2 separate regions of the Homo sapiens genome follow, and region 2 is linked to region 1. A link is a contact called in ENCODE Hi-C or POLR2A ChIA-PET data. All regions are on one chromosome and are shown on one strand. Each heading gives the region's core, a stretch centred on a gene start or an enhancer-like site at or near the end of the contact. The rest is flanking DNA. Distances are from core to core; before and after follow the strand shown.

Evidence for each region. Hi-C counts contacts between places; a loop is a spot of excess contacts on that map. ChIA-PET counts read pairs that join two places held with the same protein, here RNA polymerase II (POLR2A). Pooled maps may share reads with other maps.
Region 2: a loop to region 1 is called in a pooled map, with 2.4 times the contacts of the local background. The contact joins two enhancer-like sites. A Hi-C loop is called at or near these places in 3 of 168 maps with a recorded cell type or tissue (CD4-positive, alpha-beta T cell, PC-9 and mammary epithelial cell) and 9 of 50 pooled maps. POLR2A ChIA-PET finds 5 or more read pairs at or near these places in 9 of 52 experiments (B cell, BJ, CD4-positive, alpha-beta memory T cell and 6 more).

Annotation. Positions count from the first base shown.
Region 1 is chr6:14,708,438-14,715,379 of GRCh38, reverse strand. All of the region lies in intron 1 of LOC101928354 (a long non-coding RNA gene), which reads left to right. Among named protein-coding and RNA genes, the nearest start is that of LINC01108, 430 kb to the right of the region's middle. Within about 2 kb of position 4,164, at least 6 of the 41 ENCODE cell types and tissues checked have a DNase peak (open chromatin) inside an H3K27ac peak, as active enhancers do.
Region 2 is chr6:14,751,469-14,758,410 of GRCh38, reverse strand. No RefSeq gene overlaps it. Among named protein-coding and RNA genes, the nearest start is that of LINC01108, 470 kb to the right of the region's middle. Within about 2 kb of position 3,315, at least 4 of the 41 ENCODE cell types and tissues checked have a DNase peak (open chromatin) inside an H3K27ac peak, as active enhancers do.

The DNA of each region.
Region 1 (6,942 bases), core at 2,915-5,414:
GAGGCTGCAGAGGGGATTTTTCGAGACTGCATCAGTGTTGGTCACCTGCCTCCTTTTGGCTATAATAGGAGTCATGCAGCTTAAAAACCCTGACTGCTGATTTGAAAATTTACCTCATGCAGTGATTGATAATAGAAGCTTTCAGAAATGAATAAAAAAAGAGGGGGAGGGGATGGCAAGTGAGTGCTGGGGAAACATATGTGGATAAATGTTCAGATGTTGCAAACGAGGATGATTAAAACTTGAACCATTCATCTTCACCCAGTGGTGTTCGGATGTCCAAATTTGCCATGTCTGTGTTATAGGTAGGGAAACAGAGGCACAGGGAAGGGAAAGAGGCTGGCAAGCTCTCAAGTTCATCTTGGTATCATTTTTTAGGAGGGGTACAATGACCAGGTCACCTCTGGTGGCTTATTTTGAACCAACCATTTGCAGAAAAGTGAAGCCCGATCCTTCTCATGCGTTGTCTTCTACAATTGCAGTAGCCATCTGACAGATAATAGAATAATAGGAAGATGTTGCCTTGGACAATGGGCCAGCCAAAGAGCTGAATGAGAGACACTAAAATAAATAAATAAATATTCTAAAAAAGGCATTTTGACAGAAAAATTCTCCAAAGAGGGGAGGCATTCTCTTGTCTTTTCCTATCCACCTTTGCAGCAGGGTATCTTTTCCCCCTCACTTGGAGTCTTTCATCAGCTTTGGGCCCTTTCCTAGCTCCTCTGCTCTTTTAGAGACTTTTTTTTCAGGGGCCATGTAGTGGTTTAGATTTTAATGGAAGTATGTTAGGTGGGGCCTGGCTTCCATTATGCTGAGCTCAGGCCTAGTGATGTGATCTGTCCTCTTCACTGTTGTCAGGGAAGAAAAGAAGGAAGGGAGGAAGAAAAGGAAGAGAGGAAGGAAGGAAGGAAGGAGGGGAGGAAGGAAGGAAGGAAGGAAAGAAGGAAGGAAGGGAGGGAGGAAGGGAGGGAGTTAAATTAAGTTTAGCCCTAAAGCTATCTCCCTACATATTTTAAGTTCAGCCTAAAGGTTTCTCTGTACACAGTAAATGGTCACCCACCTGGACATGTAAACAGACTGTAATCTATTATTGTGCCAATCACCAAATTTTGGCCAATCACAGGGGGCCAACTGTTCAAGCCCTGTTCAAGTAAGGCAAACACCAGATTGTGACCAATCCAGCTGTTTCTGTACCTCACTTCTGTTTCCTGTCCATCACTCTCCTTTTACTGTCCATGAGTCTTCCACCATGTGGCTATGCTGGAGCCCCTCTCAACCTATTCTGGTTCAAGGGCTGCCTGATCCACGAATCATTATTTGCTCAATTAAACTCGGTTAAATTTTATTTGTCTAAGGTGTATCTTTTAACAGAGGGAGAGAAGAAGGAACTTATAGCAACTATCACGATGACAGTCGTATCATGCGTTCTTAGAAAAACAACCCTGAGGGTCGGCAATGGCTTTAGTATACTGAAGGGAATTTATAGTCGAAAACAATTAGTTTTAAAATGCAGCTGCACAGTCAAAACACTTGAAGAACTTAAAAACAATACTGGTGCCTGAGCCGCATTCCCAGAGAGCCTGGGGTGGAGACTGGACATCAGCACTTTTAAAGTCTCCCCTGGAGGCTGCAAAGCGCAGCCAGGGTTGAGAATCACTGTTCTAGATGGATCCCTCCTCGCATCCAGGAACAGCTGTTTGGAATAGAATCTTTGGATGGTGGAGTTTTTCACATGGTGAAAGGGTTGGGAACTTGTGTGGGAGAAGGCTCTGGAAGCAGAAGAACAATGGGAAGAGCTTTGATATCATCCAAGGTGGTCGTGGAGAGACTTGGCTGAAAGGTCCTTCACACCAACCTGGGGATGGGGAGATTTGATTTCATACTCGGGGTTCAGGAAGCAGAGAATTTTCTGCTCTCTACAGTTGAGAGCAGCCTGGGAGGACATCCAGCCTCTTCTACTCCCCTGCTGTGTTTTCTAGGCTTTGTAATCTGCCGTTTGGTTTCCTGGAGTGACCTACCGCCTAGGAAGGGAGCGCCCTGGACAGGCAGCTGGTCTCAGTTCTCCGGCCAGGAATACAGGAGAACCTTACATAACCCTGCAATTGAGCTCTTGGAAAGGAATGGCTGCCTGATGCAAAAATGCTTAATGAGAGGTGAACAATTAATGGAGGATGGGGCTCTGTTCCCAGGCCAACTAGGAGTGAGTGGTGACGGGTGCACAGGGTCTCGGAGTCACCCTGGGGCTGTGCTCATTCCTGACTCATCAGCAGCTCACTCACGACAGGCACATGCTGATGTCTCCATAGTTTGTCCCCAGGCAAGCATTCTGTTTCTATCTTGGTCTTGCCCTGCACACTCAGTTTTGGTATTTTAAAGGATTTGCTAATAATGTTCCTTTAGAATCGTTTTGTGGATCTGTCTTTCCCTTCCTTCTTTCCTTTGTGAGGGTTGTCTGGCATCTTTTTTTTACTCCCTGGCTGGTTATTCACAAACCAGAGGAACAGTCCTCATGTACATCAAACTTACCTCTCAACTCTCCAGGTGCTAAACCTTCTCATGGAGAAGAACAAACTTGACTGCTAGCCCATTCTGCAGCAGAATTCTGAGAGCTAGGGCAGGCTCTGTTACAGGTCAGGAGAATTGGCCTGATTAGAAACCATTTGAGGTAGGGAATGGGGGCTCACACCTGAATCCCAGCACTTTGGGACACTGAGGCCAGGAGTTGGAGACCAGCCTGGTCAATACATGAGACCCTGTCTCTACAAAAAAAAAAAAAAAAAAAAAAAAAAAAAAAATTTTTAGTACTCCGAATAAATGTATCTGTAAAAGGAAAGCCACAGTAATTCAGAGTCATGGTTTATATACCTATTTCACATAAGATGCCACTGTATCTTCTCCTACAATTAATAAGTTGTCTTTTTAGTACAATTCAGGTCTCTTTGCTTTTGGGTCTTAGAAGCCTAATTTTCTAGGCTCTGGCTATCTTTGACTACTAATAATATCATAAAACTATGATAATGATAATAACTCTTATTTATAAGAGTTGATATCAGGCACTGGTGTAAGGGCTTTCCTTACGTTACTGAATCTAATCCGTACATAAGATCAGTGTAGTCAGCATGATTAGTATCATCTCTAGGTTACACATGAGGGAATCAGGGCTTAGAACATCTGAGAAAATCCAGTGACGATAGAGTTTGAATTCAAATTGACATCATTCTGATTCCAGAGCTGATTCTTAGCCATGTCATATTCTAAGTGACGTTGAGATGACACGCATGATCTCATTCAATCATGTGGCTTTAAAATCCATCTATATGATGGGTGAGCCTCAAATTTATATCTCTAACTTAAACCCTCCCCAGGCTTGGGGATGCAACTGCCTGCTGTCATTGTCAGTCCAATTTCTTTCTTTCTTTTTTTTGAGATGGAGTCCCACTCTGTCACCCAGGCTGGAGTGTAGTGGCACGATCTTGGCTCACTGCAACCTCTGCCTCCTGGGCTCAAGCAATTCTTCCACCTCAGCCTCCTGAGTAGCTGGGACTACAGGTGTCTGCCACACCCAGATAATTTTTGTATTTTTAATAGAGGTGGGGTTTCACCATGTTGGCCAGGCTGGACTCAAACTCCTGACTTCAGGTGACCCACCCGCCTCAGCCTCCCAAAGTGCTGGGATTACAGGCGCCCAGCCCCTCAGTTGAATTTCTAACAGGCACCTCACACCTAAGCTGACCTAACAAGCTTGTTCTTGCCCCCTTGCTCTCCCTGCTCCCTCAGTAAATTTGTCTCCATTCAGTTACTCAGGCCTCGATGAAGGAGTCACCCTTGACTCCTCTCTTTCACAGCTCACATGGACACCATCAGCAAATCCAGTGGGATGCCTGTATTCAGAATCCATCCACTCCTTCCCTCCTCCACTGTTGCTGCTCCTCTACTGTCTGTTTTCAACACAGATGTCAGAGTGAGTCAGCTTTTGTCACTTCCTTGCTCAAAATCTTATCTCATTCAGAGAGTTCCAGTTAGTAAGTTATCATCTTTCAGCTCCAAAGCCTTCCTTCAATACTTGATTCTATGCTGGGCCCCTGAACACTGCATTTCTCCTTTGTTGGGCTCCTTGTTGCACTCAGCCAGTAGGGGTTGCTAGAGAGGCTCCTACTCTTTCCCATGGGTATCCTGTCTGCCTGTGGCTCCTGTGTGCAGCACCCCAGTACTGCTGCTTCATCTTGGCAGCAGCAGTTTCTTCCTGTAGCAGCTGTTCAATCTACGTTGCAATTTTTCCTACACTCAAGAACCAGACTCATTGTGCCTTTTTAGGGCCACAGCACTGACTGCCATTGCCCCATCTTTGAGGTTTGGGTTCTAGCCCCATGGGACTGTTTTCTAAGCTTCTAAATTTTAATTATCCGACAGCCCCCTTTTTCTTCTGCCAGCCCCAGGGGTGGAGCTTCCTGAAGTTGTTATACGAAAGACACCTTAGAGTTGTCTTTTTACTCTTTCAGTTACCTGGTTAAGACTTTATTCCTAGAAAATTATTCTTTATATTAAATTAGCCGTGTTAAAATAACTGGTGTGGCTTCTGTCTCCTGGTTAGGCCCTGACTGATGTGCTGAGTTAAAGGTGAAGTCCTTAAAATGGTTTGCAAGGTTGCAAGCGATCTGGCTTCCGGCCACCTCTCCTGTCTTAGCTCCTTCCACTGTCACCGTCATTCCTCGCTCCTTTTGGCCCCTTGCTGTTCTGTAAACACACCAATCCCTCTCCTGCCTCACAGTCTTGGCCCTTTCTGATCCCTTTGCCTGAAAAACCCTGCCCTGCAATTCTACATGGCCTCTCTTTCCCCTGCTTGGGTCTTCCTGAGATGTTACCTCTTCAGTGAGACCTTCCCTGACCGCACCACATAATCCACATCCCCCACTCCCCCCACCCCTGCCTGGATGATTTCTGTCCTTCTTAATCTGCCTTGCTTTTTCCATAGCACCTATCACCATCTGATAGTCTGTTTATTCATACTTGATTATTTGTTAATTCCTGTGTCCCCCTAACTAGCAAATAAACACCCCAACAAGGCAGAACTTTTCCTACTTTAGTGATTGCTACATCCCAGACTTTATAACAGTGTCTGGCGCATATAAATGCTTGAAAAGTATTTGTTGAGTGAATAGTAAAATTGAAGTTCTGGACTGTCAGGATTAAGACTGTCCTAGGCCCGGTGCTAGAGGGAGAATCCTAAAGAGGACGCTGGCCTTAGAGGAAAATGGTAATCATGCTTCCCACACCACATGTCAGGGAGAGCAGATGGCAGTGTCAGCTCACAGTTCGCATGAGTTTGGGGTGTACTTTTGAAGACTGAGTAATGTCTTTTCTCTCCCTTCTCCAAATTGCTATTGTTAGACCTGAAAAAGCCTGTAATAAAATTTGGAAGCTACTGAGTTTATGACATCTCAACTTTACCCTCCATTTCCACCCCAAATGGCTTTTGAACTGACACTGAATTGCTGCCTTATTAAATACCATCCTGAGAACTTTACAGAACATTTTAAGTGATGCCGAGCTCCCATGAGCTTCAATCATAATGGAAGAGCCTGGGACCGTTGGTTGTCAGCTTTTTCTTGTCATCTACATGGGGACTGTCTGTGAGGGTGTGTCTGCTGGGTGAAGTGCCACACCTCGCTTCCGAGACGGGGCCTAGCTCGCTAATCCAAGAGGGCTAGCAACATTTGCAAACCAGGAAGAGGCAAGAGAGGACTTTCTTAACAGTAGCAGTTACTGGAGACCTAACTTCTGAGGGTTGCAGGTTGAATTGTCCCTAATTCCTGGGGATGACAGGTTCCACTCTGCCCTGCCAGATTATGGGGACGCTCCCTGAATTACAGTGGCAGCTGTTGGGTTCCACTGCTGCGACTCATCTCTTCAGTCTTGTTGGCCTTGGATCTCAGCCACCCGAGTTTCAGAAGGTGGTAAGCTGGCCAGTGTTCTTGGCCCCAGAACACGGTTGTGATTGGTGCCATGTTAAATGCGAGTAGCAATTATGGCTGCCGATTTGAAAGGAGGCTGAACACGCTGGCTTTCATCGGGTCACCTTTGCTTGGCCACATGAGACTTTCCACTTAGGAAAATGAGGGCTGAATTCTTGATCCAGACAGGCTCTTTCAAGGTGTTGCGTTTCTGCTCTCAGATAAGACAACCCTGTGAAGTTGGGTGCTTTCTGCACTGTCACTGAACTTGGTGCCCTGTGAAAGGAGATTCTCTCTCTTTTTTTTTTTTTGAGATGGAGTCTTGCTCTGTTGCCCAGGCTGGAGTGCAGTGACGCGATCTCGGCTCATGCAACCTCTGCCTCCCAGGTTCAAGTGATTCTCCTGCCTCAGCCTCCCGAGTAGCTGGGGCTACAGGCATGTGCCACCATGCCTGGCTAATTTTTTGTATTTTTAGTAGAGACAGGGTTTCACTATGTTGGCCAGGCTGGTCTCGAACTCCTGACCTCATGATCCGCCCGCCTCAGCCACGTAAAGTGCTGGGATTACAGGTGTGAGCCACCATGCCCGGCTGAAAGGAGATTCTTAAATACACAAAATCCTTCACTCCAAGGGTTTAGATTTTTTGCTCAGTTTTAGCTGCAGACTTTGCTCAGTTTAGAGCTACTAGGGCTTTAGTTTACTGTGCCATATTTGAAACTAAAAGTCTGAATTATGCTTTATTTTTTGCATGTGTTATAGATAGCACGTAATGAATAAGCACCCTCAGAATACCTAGCACCATGTTAGGGAAACACAACGCTGAGGCCTTGGTCGTTGTCCTCAGGAAACTCTCACTGTATTTACGGTCCAAAAGGAGGTCCAATAAAACAAGACTATATATAAGCATTAAAATATCTATAGAAAGTCAGAGGAGAAACAGGTAGTTGTGGATCTGTGTTTGTTGGAGAAGGCTTGATTGGAATGTGAGGTG
Region 2 (6,942 bases), core at 2,066-4,565, 44 kb before region 1:
AGCACTATATACCCCTGCAGTTGGAAGGGCACTTGGAAGATCTCCTAATTCTGTCCTCTGCACTCAGAAACTTGTCTAGGTCATCTTCTGGTCTCTACTTGAAGGCTGCCTGCCTTCAGGTCCCACAGTTTGTACTTGGGTGGGCTGTCCCCAGACAGCTTTCCCTAGCAGAGCATTGGATGTGTTAGCCTACTTCTTAGTTCAGTTCTTTGAGAGGCCCCACCTGCCTAAGTGCTGAACATACCTGACCACAGTTACCAGGACACCTTCTTCCAAGCCACCAGCATCTCCTGCCTGAATTTTTGCATTCACTGGTATCCCTGCTTCTGGTCTTGCCGCCAATAATCCATTCTCCACACGGCAACCTGAGCGACCTTTTAAAAACAGAAATCAGATCATGTCACTCACCTCCTTAAAATTCTCCAAGAGATTACATTTAGAATAAAATCCAAATCCCATATCCTGTATTATGGGTTGAACTGTGTCTCGCCCAAAAGATGCTGAAGTCCCAAGTACCTGTGAATGTAACCTTATTTGGAAATAGGTTCTTTGCAGATGATTAAGGTAAGATGGGGTTGGTAGGTGGGCCCTAAACCAATATGACTGATGCCCTTATGAAAAAGGCAATTTAGACCCAGAGACAGACATGTACAGAGGGAAGACAATGTGAAGGCACAGGGAGCACAGTGTCTACAAAGCAAAATGCTTGAGCCCACGAGAAGTTAGAAGAAAGGCATGGGACAGATCCTCCCTTGCAGACCTCAGAAGGAACTAGAAATGCTGACACCTTGATTTTAGACTTCCAGTCTGCAGAATGGTGAGTTAATAAAGTTGTGTTATCTCAGCCACCCAATTTGTGGTACTTCATTACAGTAGTCCTAGGAAAATAATACAACTGCCTACAAAGGCTGGTGTGATGCAGGCCCACCTTCCTCTTTGTCCCCCTTAAACTGTGCTCATTCCTGCCTGCTGTGCTTCTTGACTAGGGCAGCACTACAGCTGCCCAAATGCCACTGGAAAAAGTGTGTGTGTCTAGTTTTCAGTAGTTAGGACTAGGGGCTTGACCAGCATTTAGTGGGAGGGAGGCCAGGGATGCTACAAATCCCCAAGTGCATGGAACAGTCACACATCATATTGTCACTGAAGCCCCATTGAGAATTACTGCACACTGGCCTTCACTCAGCTCTGTGAACCTTCCCTTTCACCCTACCCCAGGGCCTTTGCACGAGCTATTCATCTACCTGGACTGCTGTTCACTTACTCTTCACATGGTTTAGATAGCCTGACAAACATGATCTTCTCAGAGAGGCTTTCTCAGACTGTAAAGTACTCACTTGTTCACTTTCTTTCACATTAGTGTTTTGTTTTGTTTTTAAATACTCCTGCATAGAGAGCACTATCACTATTTGATGTTTTTAAATCGATTCTTCTTTTGTTTTGTTTTTGAGACGGAGTTTTGCTCTTTCACCCAGGCTGGAGAGAAGTGGTGTGATCTTGGCTCACTGCCACCTCCGCCCCCTGGGTTCGAGAAATTCTCCTGCCTCAGCCTCCCAAGTAGCTGGGATTATAGGCGCCCACCACTACGCCCAGGTAATTTTTGTATTTTTAGTAAAGATGGGGTTTTGCCACATTGGCCAGGCTGGTCTCAAACTCCTGACCTCAGGTGATCCATCCGCCTTGGCCTCCCAAAGTGCTAGGATTACAGGCCTGAGCCACTGTACCTGGCCAAACTGATTCTTCTATTTGCTTGTCTCTTCTGACTAGAATGTAAGCTTCATGAGAGCAAGCATGGTGCCCGGATGCCCAGGATCTAGAGCAGAGCCTGGCACACAGTAGGTGCTCTCATGTAAATGCTGAGTGAGTGAGTGAATCATGAGCTCTGAAGCTGGAAGCCTAGGAGAGCCTTGGGGGTCAGGGACAGAGGAAGGAAAGAGATGGGGCAAGAGGCAGGGCAGGGACAAAGAAGGAATTGGTGAATCGTGGTGGCAGGGCTGAGGAAGCACTAGTCAGGGCAATGGATTGAACACAATTGGCCTTCCCAGACTGAGAATGCAGCCAGTGTAAGGATTCCTGGAAGAGCTCTGGGTCGAGTACCCTCTCCTTCTCCTCATACAACAGGGATAGGCTTATGGAGCTCATTATCCCTACGATGGTGGAGACTGGGAAACGGAACCATCTTCCCTTGGTGTAGAGAAACTCATGGATGACAAGTTTTCTTTTAATAAGTTATCTGGATAATTGGGGGCCAGGTGGAAAACTCAGCTACAAAGTTGATGTTGAGAAGGACTCATTCATCTTTTATGGAACGCCCTTTCTTGTCTTTGCAAGAGCCGGACATTGTGTTAGATAGGATGTGGACTCTCCAGTGTGGCCAACCTGGCTTTTTAGGGACTAGGAGTTCTCTGGATTGAGTGTTAGCTCATTTCCTGGTTCAATTCTTTGAGAGGCCCCACCTGCCTAAGTGCTGCATATACCCGGTTACAGTTACCAGAACACCTTCTTCCAAGCCACCAGCATCTCCTGCCTGAATTTTTGGACTAACTGGTGTCCCTGCCTCTGGTTTTGGCCCTAATAATCCATTCTCCACACAGCAACCTGAGTGACCTTGTTTTTTTTTTTTTTGAGACAGAGTCTTGCTCTGTCGCCCAGGCTGGAGAGCAGTGGTGCGATCTCGGCTCACTGCAAGCTCGCCTCCCGGGTTCACGCCATTCTCCTGCCTCAGCCTCCCGAGTAGCTGAGACCACAGGCCACCACGCCTGGCTAATTGTTTTTTGTATTTTCAGTAGAGACGGGGTTTCACCATGTTGGCCAGGCTGGTCTCGATCTCCTGACCTCGTGATCTGCCCACCTCAGCCTCCCAAAGTGCTGGGATTACAGGCGTGAGCCACTGCGCCCGGCCCTGAGTGACCTTTAAAAAGCAGAAATCAGATCATATCATTCACCTGCTTAAAATTCTCCAAGAGATTACATTTAGAATAAAATCCACATTCTGTATTGTGTATTATGGGTTGAACTGTGTCTGCCCCGTCACAAGTTGCTGAAGTCGCAAGCACCTGTGAATGTAGCCTTATTTGGAAAGAGGAAAAGAGACAGAACATATATTCAGCAAGCTTCTTCAAGCACCTTCAAATTGGGTCATCTCAAAGTACATACGGTAATGAAAACAATGTAATGTTTTCCAAGCCAGCCGCAGCCCTTATTTTTTCCTCCGAAGTCCTCTATTTTACTCAGTTTGCTTTACAGAAAGTTTCATTTTCCATCTTGCGGCACCCTCGGAACTTCGGAGGTGAGAGATGCCGATGTTCTCAACTGGGCGAGGGCGGCCGTTTTGTTAATTCTCTTTGCGCTGCTAACTTGCTGGGTGACCTTAGTGTTTTAGTTAACCTCGTGAGGGCCTCAATTATTCTATAGAAAATTCGACGAGAATACGTTACACCACAGGGGACTGGTGATGAAGGAAGAATCCAATATATGTGAGAGCTCATGGAGGAACTTTCTGAGTCGACTTTCTCTGTCTTAGTTTTGTTATTTCAACTCTCCCCGCAGGGCCCTGTCCTCGGGGCAGCCCCTCTTCACCTCCCTGCCACCTCTCCCTCATATGGGTTTCCGAAACGTCACTCACCACCAAATTCACAGTCTGCAGTATATGTGAGGACTAATTCACTGTTGTTTGCTTAATATTGTGTTAACTCACTTTAAAAATTAAGTTGGTTTATTTAAAAAGGGAAAATTTGACTGGGCACAGTGGCTCATGCCTGTAATCCCAGCACTTTGGGAGGCCAAAGTGAGAGGATTTTCTTGAGTTCAGGAGTTCAAAACCAGCCTGGGCAACATAGTGAGACCCCTGTCTCTAAAAAAAAAAAAAAAAAAAAAAAAAAAAAAAAAATTAGCCAGGCATGGTGGCACACCCTTGCAGTTCGAACTACTTGAGAGGCTGAGGTGAGAGGATCGCTTGAGCCCAAGAGTTCAAGGCCACAGTGAGCTGTGATCATAGCACTGCACTCAGCCTGGGGGACAGAGTAAGACCATGTCTTCAATAAATAATTAATTAAAAGGGAAAATTTATGTCAGTATATATAATGACAATGAAATCATAAGTTTGTCAAGTATATATTTTTCCTAATACACATTTGTATTACTACACGATTATTAAAATGAAAACTCACCCCACTCTCTAGCACAGTCATTATGGAAAACAGTGTGAAATTTCCTCAAAAAATTAAAAATAGGACTACCCTATGATCCAGCAATCCTGCATCTCGGTATACAGCTAAAATAAATGAAATTAGTATGTTAGGGAGATCTCTGCACCCCCAGGTTCACTGCAGCACTGTTCACGCTAGCTGAGATATGGAAACAACTCAAACGTCCATCCATGAATGAATGGATAAGGAAAATGCGATATGTATGTATATGCATATATATGTCACATAAAGAATATTCCATGATATCTACATATAATGAAATGCTTTACATATATAAAATGGAATATTATTCAGCCATTAAAAAAGAAGGAAATCCTGTTATTGGCAACAAATAAATGGACCCGGAGGAGATTATGCTAAGTGAAACAAGCCAGGCAGAGAAAGACAAATACTGTGTGATCTCACTTATGGGTGGAATCTCAGAAAGCTGAACTCATAGAAGCAGAGAGTAGAATGGTGGTTGGCAGAGGCTGGCCTGGTGGATGGGCCAGGGTTGTAGAGATGTTGGTCAAAGAATATAAAATTTTAGTTAGATAGAATAAGCTCAGGAGATTAATTGTACAACATAGTGACTATAGTTAATAATAATATATTATATACTTGAAAATTGCTAAGATAGATTTTAAATGTTCGTATTACAACAAATGATAGGTATGTGAGATATTGGATATGTTAATTAGCTTGATTTAGCTAGTTGGAATGCCAGTGTATGCATATGTGAAAACATCATGTTGTACACCATAAAAATATACAATTCTTGTTATATTTATCAATTTAAAAAATTCAGTATCTGTGGAGTCCTGGCTTAAGGACTTCTTCCTCAACGACAGCTTCCCGAGCCTCCAGGCTACTTCAGTCCCCCTTATATACCTGTGCTTTTTCCTCTTTTGTGACACTCTTCACATCCTCCTGTAATTATCACCTCCTACTGCCTCTTCCATTAGAATGTAAGCTTGTATATCCAGGGTCTAGCACAGCACCTGGCACATAAAAGGTGTTCAAAACATTTGTGTGGAATTAAATAAAAATTCATCTCTGGCTGGGTGCGGTGGCTCATGCCTATAATCCTGGCACTTTGGGAGGCTGAAGCGGGTGGATCACCTGAGGTCAGGGGTTCAAGGCAAACCTGGCCAACATGGTGAAACCCCATTTCTACTAAAAATACAAAAATTAGCTGGGTGTGGTGGTGGATGCCTGTAATTCCAGCCACTCGGGAGGATGAGGCGGGAGAATCGCTTGAACTTAAGAGGCGGAGTGAGATTGCACCGTTGCATTCCAGCCTGGGCAACAAGAGAGAAACTCCGTCTCAAAAAAAAAAAAAAAAAAAATCTGCACCAACTTAGGTCTTTCTGTAGACCATTAGTGGGAAATTGCAGTGCATGACACCTTCTCTTTCTCTGTCTTTCAGTCCAGTGCTTGCCAATCTGGGGACATTTGTGGTACCTCTGAGCAGCCAGGTCAGAGCTTACTCCTAGGAGCTGGGGGACGCATAGTTAGAATTCTAGTCACTTCCTCTAATGGTCCAAATTTTAAGTATTGATATGTACAGAGAGTGAAGAGCTTGGTTAGGGCCATGGACTTCTCAAAGCTGTGAGTCTTGGGGATGAGTAATTAGTGGGTAATTGGCAACTTATTTTTCTGTCACAAAGACTTCTTTCCATATAAAGCATATTCCCACAGGGAGTGTTTTGCTCTTCTTGAAGATGATGTCTGGCCAGTACTTACATCTCCATGGGGTCCCCAAAGCAGGGCCTAAATCTTTTTACCTGTTATTCCCTTGACTTTTTACATCTGGTTCTATTAGAACTTTCCACAAGTTTCGGAACCACTGCAAAACAGAACTGTGCAGGCATGGTAGATGTCTTGGCACATGTCTGGTTGTGCATGGGTACTGAGTCCTTGACAGTGGTTTTCTAGAAAAATTGTGTGCTCCTTATCTATTTGCTAATTCCTTCCACATATCACAAGACTTTTCTGTAAATTCCCTCAGTCTTGACAAAGTTATCTTGTAGACCTGTGTAGTGATTTTGATGGCTGCACAGAGCTGTTTGTCTTGTTCAGAACTAAATTAATAACACTACGATGGCACCTACTTTAGCACCAAACTTCTTAAACTCTCCTAATATACGAATCAGCATGTCAGCGAAATATATATATATTTTTTCTGGATAAAGACAAGCCTGGTGAAATGGATTAGACATTCACATGGCATTGCATAATTCAGCATGCCGGTACGGTGCATATGATTTGCATTAATAGCCTGCACTGGAAGCTGCTGCTCATAGGTTTCTCTCATTAGGTCGAATATGGAAGATTCCAGACTGTCAATCAATTACAGTAATTTCCTTTTCCATATTTATTCCATCACCATCATTGACAGCTACCATTAAGTGACATTAATACAATACAATATCATCTTGCATTTCTACAGAGCATCTCAGGGTGCCTAATAGTTCCTCTTCAGCCAAGAAATCATATTACAAAGGAAAAAGTACCCTCATTCTCTAGGTAGAAAATATGCTGCCAACTCTCTTGGATAACGTGGGAGTTGCCCAAATCCCTGGGGATGCCCCTGACTTCTGGGCATGGGTGTTTATTTTTCTGTTGTCCAAAAATATTCAAGACTGTGACTCTACAGACTGGAGTGGCTTAGTGGGCAGGGATGACTTTCCAAGACGCATACCTGACCACACTTTCCACCTCTATTCAGCCTTGATTTAGAACACGTTTACAAGGC